2 separate regions of the Homo sapiens genome follow, and region 2 is linked to region 1. Evidence: chromatin loops called from intact Hi-C (ENCODE). Cell type or tissue: B cell. All regions are shown on one strand. Region 1 holds the start of LOC124902997 (a long non-coding RNA gene). Region 2 overlaps MYBPC1 (myosin binding protein C1).

What was found. Hi-C counts contacts between places; a loop is a spot of excess contacts. Peaks named below come from ENCODE experiments on the same cell type or tissue, not always from the same donor. Only the 100,000 strongest peaks of a DNase experiment are listed, where the experiment ranks them.
Region 2: a loop joins it to region 1, with 11 times the contacts of the local background. A loop is called at or near these places in 3 of 110 quality-filtered maps.

The regions. Positions count from the first base shown.
Region 1 is chr12:101,743,289-101,745,788 of GRCh38, reverse strand. It overlaps GNPTAB (N-acetylglucosamine-1-phosphate transferase subunits alpha and beta), which reads left to right. Exons shown (of 21, transcript NM_024312.5): 21 at 1-290. LOC124902997 (a long non-coding RNA gene) reads right to left here and starts at 1,799. Exons shown (of 2, transcript XR_007063424.1): 1 at 1,760-1,799; 2 at 822-1,001. RefSeq lists enhancers at 1,712-1,821, 1,942-2,031. In B cell, a CTCF peak has its summit at 1,432; DNase peaks (open chromatin) are centred at 1,578 and 1,858; H3K4me3 peaks cover 950 bases; H3K27ac peaks cover 2,500 bases.
Region 2 is chr12:101,633,785-101,636,284 of GRCh38, reverse strand. It overlaps MYBPC1 (myosin binding protein C1), which reads right to left. Exons shown (of 32, transcript NM_002465.4): 9 at 1,680-1,731. Among named protein-coding and RNA genes, the nearest start is that of MYBPC1, 40 kb to the right of the region's middle. RefSeq lists a silencer at 1,224-1,313. In B cell, no CTCF peak of the experiment used is centred here; a DNase peak (open chromatin) is centred at 1,474; H3K4me3 peaks cover 1,041 bases; H3K27ac peaks cover 1,650 bases.

The sequences.
Region 1 (2,500 bases):
GTGCTGAGATTACAGGCATAAGCCAGTGCACCCAGCCGAGAATTAGTATTTTTATGTATGGTTAAACCTTGGCGTCTAGCCATATTTTATGTCATAATACAATGGATTTGTGAAGAGCAGATTCCATGAGTAACTCTGACAGGTATTTTAGATCATGATCTCAACAATATTCTTCCAAAATGGCATACATCTTTTGTACAAAGAACTTGAAATGTAAATACTGTGTTTGTGCTGTAAGAGTTGTGTATTTCAAAAACTGAAATCTCATAAAAAGTTAAATTTTTGTCTGACACTTTGATTTTTAAATCTTTGAGGATTGAGTTTACTGTTACTCAGATTCAGCAGTCACTTGAGTGCCTTTACTGTGTATCAGGTTCTGTGCTGAACATTACTAAAATTAAGTGGAAAGTAAGGAAAGATTAGTATTATACAGAAGAATGTTGCTTTATGGGGGGAAAATAGTTTCTAAATGGAATTTATCATATGGTAAAATTTAGGATATCTGGGTATCATTATAAAAGCTGAGATTTATTCTAGAAAAGTTAGAGAAATGAACATTTGTCTGTAATGACGATTTCTGTGGTTAGATGAATATAGTCCATACCTAATTAGGAGCTTGATAATGGGATGGATAATACAATCATAGGCTATTCATAGACTCATTCTAATGATTCTGTGATTCAGTAGAATCATTAGAACAGAGGAACCTCAGAAGTTGATGAGCAGTCAGATGGTCAGAACCATTTGTTCAAATCCTATAGAAAAGGTCACTCTGTGTTTTAGTTTTTTTGTGCTGCTGTAACAAAATACCTCAGACTGGGTAATTTACAAAGAACAGAAATTCATTTTCTTACAGTTCTGGAGGCCGAGAGTCCAAGATCAAGGGGCTAGCAGGTTTAGTTGTCTGGTGAGGGCTGCTTTCTGCTTTTAAGATGGCTTCTTGAATGCCGTGTCCTCACAGAGCAGAAGGGCAAGAAGGCACAAACTGCCTCTGTCAAGCCCTTTAATAAAGACATCTAATTGAATTGATGAGGGCTCTGTTCCCATGACTTATCACCCTCTGAAAGCCCCACCTCATAATACTTTTAAATTGCCAGTTAAGTTTCAACATGAATTTTGGACAGATAAAAATTCTGTGATACAAAAGAAGGAAGGCTGCTTCTCCTGCCTGATTCTCAAGGTGTTCCCTCCAGCTCCCAGGCCCTTCGGGCAGAGTTTCAAAACAACTGTCTGGACGAACCCTTGCTTTTTATCGGCAAGGACACCAAGGCCACGGGGATGACATGACTTGCTCAAGGTCTTACAACCAGTTAGAGGAAGAGGTAGGGTGGGAACCCGGGTTGTCCCTCTTTCCTGTCCCCACCAGCCCATGCTGCCTCCCCAGGACTGTGGCACATGTGGGTGAAGAGCACACTCTGCAGTCAGACTACGGGAGTTCAAGTCCTGGATCCTGGACACTGCTTGCCGTGATTTAGCTTTCTCTGCCAAAATGTGGGAGGCAATACTGGTAGCTACCACAGAGGCTTATGGTGATAATTAGAGGAAATGACATGTGCAACACACGCAGCCCAGTGCCTGGCAAATAGTCCTGCCTGCTAAATGTCAGTGGTGATGATGGTAATGATGAAAATTCGTGTTAAAGACTGTTGTCCAGGCCAGAGGTGAGGCTCCTAGTCTAGTCATTAGGGTGAGATGATTATATTGCTCTTAGCTAAAAAAGTGACACATTTTCTAATTACAAAGGATTTTTTTAACCTACCTTATGTCTTCAAAAGTGTTTTTTGTTTGTTTGTTTCTTTTGAGACGATCTCACTCTGTTGCCCCAGGCTGGAGAGCAGTGGCGTGATCTCAGCTGACTGCAGCGTCAACCTCACAGGCTCAAGCAGTCCTCTCACCTCAGCTTCCTGAGCAGCTGTGACCACAGATGTGCTCCACCACACCTGACTAATTTTGTTTATATTTTTGTAGAGACAGGGTCTTACTGTTATCCAGGCTGTCTTGAACTCCTGGGCTCAAGCAATACTCCTGCTTCGACCTTCCACGGTGCTGGGATTACAGGTGTGAGCCACTGTGCCTGGCAAAAGTGTTCATTTTGAAAATTATTTCTACATATACCAAGAAGTATACAAATAATAACAGATTAAGCATTTAAACTAAAGGGTAATCACTACTTACGTCAAAACATCTAAGGAAGAAACAGCACCAGTCCCACACAAATTCTTCCAGAGAGCAGAAAAAAGCAAAATACAGTATCATCCAACTCATCCCTTGAAACACAACCCCAACAGTAAAACTTGGCTCAGATACCACAAGACAAAAACCATGGGCAGTCTACTGCAAAAGAATCCCAAACAAAATACTAACAGGCCAAATTCAGTTATTCCCAGAAGAACAACACTTCACAGTCAAGTGGGGCCTACTCCAGGAATGCAAATTTGGCCCAACACTTGAAAATCAATTCACCACATCAGCAGGACCAAAAGAAACTGGATGATAATCT
Region 2 (2,500 bases), 110 kb after region 1:
TATTCATGTAAGACAGAGATTGGCTTGGAGGACGAAGTGTACCAATGTCAGATATATAAGTACAAAGCCTTATATTCAATGGTAACCTCTTTGTGTCCATGAACAGATGAATCAGATAATGTGATACTAACATGGCAAAAATAAAAAAGGAGCTAACACAGAAATTTTTAAAAGATGCATTCCTTTCTGTCTTAAAGGGTGATAATTATTCTAATTTTCTTATTAATATTTATACCTTCTTAAATATGTTTTAAAAAAATTTGTCTTGAATTGTTAATGAAACTTTTACTAGCAGTTTAAAAAAGTGCTTTCTTGTAGAGAAATGCATCTTAAATTAGGCATGCAGCCACCACTGTGATTTCATATAAACTCTAACCAGAAGCTACAGAGCTAACATTTAAATGGCACTACATAGTTACTTACATGTTTAATTTTTTAAGGAAGTTTTGTTTCCTGCTCTTTACAAATGTTAGTTATGGTTTCTAAGAAAAGAGTCTGTGGGTTTAAAAACAGTGTGTATAACATGTAAGTCATAAGAATTAAACTCAGTAATGTGTTTTCAAAATTTCTTCAGGTGTTTGCAGGCCTTTTGAAGTAAATACATTTCTGTTCTTTTAAAGCTCAAAACTTAGTAGATCATGTTTCCCTCTCCTAAGATATACTTGTATACAGTATGAGCATAGTTTTAGACCTGTGCATTTGCTGAGCATGGGATGAAGGGAAAGTGGAAGGAAAGTAATAAAATTTGAAAGTTATGACATTTTTTAAAATTAAAAAATACCTAATACCAGTAATATTAAATAACTTTTCAAAGTAATTAAAGTTTTGATTTATTTATAATATCAGAGGAAAATATGCCTCATTAACAGGCTAAATTATTGTTTTATAATAGTTTGGAGTGACTTTCCTTATTCAGCAAAACTGTATGTGGATTCTGTATGTGGATTCAGTCTTCGGAAGAACAAAACATTTGGTCTCATTAAAGAATTTATATTATGGAATAATTAAGTACAGAGAATAACATAATGACAGGAAGGGGCTGGTTATATTTCTCAGAGACCAAAAATCTTTTACATTTCTTCCTTGACCGCCCCCCCTCCATTTTTCAGCCTTGGTAATTGCAAAAATATATGAAATAGGTATCTAAATTTTGCCTTTCTGTAGTATTCTTAATGCCAGTTTCATTTAGGATAATCCAATATTATATGGCACTAACTTCAGTAAGTAGCTACTTGGTTGTGGTTTTCTTGGGCACATGGTTCAGTAGCTCCCTGAGTGATTTCTAGATGAAAGGCAATATAAATAAAAGTTTTCTGCCGTGACTTAACCAATGAAATGAGTCTCTTTGCGTATTTCTTTTGGCCATTTGGTGGAAAGTAATGCTTTAAGGAGGAAGCTACATATGAATAAATTGAAAGTGTCTTTCTAAGGCAACTGTGAAACCTCCAAAACAGGAACTTCTTTATAACAAGAACATTCTAAAAAATGGTCAGTATATGCTTGACTGGGCCTTAAACCCATGGTTTTTCTAGAACACCAATGTTTAAATATATGGTGTTTTTGCGGTGAAAAGTGTTGTTCGTATTTGGAATACGGAATACAGGGGAAAGGAAATGTGTTTGAAAATCCTCCACTTCTGTGTTATACAAAAGCTATCTAGATTTTTCTTTTGGAGTTACCTTCTCTTGAAAGCAGATCTGATGTCAATGTTTGGAGTAGTCCCAGTAGATTCTTTGAAAGGAAAGAAAACAATAACATAAATACCCATTAAGGAGGTAGTTTGTGTTCAGTTCCTTTATAGGCTGTGGGGATTCTTTAGATGGAAGAATGTCAGGTGAAGGGGGGAGGCTTTTCTCCTGAATGGCTGTGCTGCCAAGGCCTCATCATACCTCCTCCTCCCTCATGAAGAACCAATGAAGGGACCTTGGGGTCACCTTGTTCAGGTGTCATTCAACTTGTCTGCCCACTAGAATCACTGAGGGACTTAGAAATATATCAGTTTCTTGATCCTCTCTGCCAAAGATGTTGATCCACCAGATCAGGGAGGGGCACCCAGAAATCAATATTCTTAAATAGCCCTCCAGGGGCCGGGCGCGGTGGCTCACGCCTGTAATCCCAGCACTTTGGGAGGCCGAGGCGGGCGGATCACGAGATCAGGAGATCGCGACCAGCCTGGCTAACACGGTGAAACCCCGTCTCTACTAAAAATACAAGAACAAAATTAGCCGGCCGTGGTGGCGGGCGCCTGTAGTCCCAGCTACTCGGGAGGCTGAGGCAGGAGAATGGCGTGAACCCGGGAGGCGGAGCTCGCAGTGAGCCGAGATCGCGCCACTGCACTCCAGCCTGGGTGACAGAGAGGAGCGAGACTCCGTCTAAAAAAAAAAAAAAAGCCCTCCAGGTGATCTTCTCAGAGATGCCCAGCCAGGTTGAAGCAGTGCTGCCCAGGATCCCAGATCCCACCTAATACAGAAATATCGACAGCACCCGACCCATGGCCATC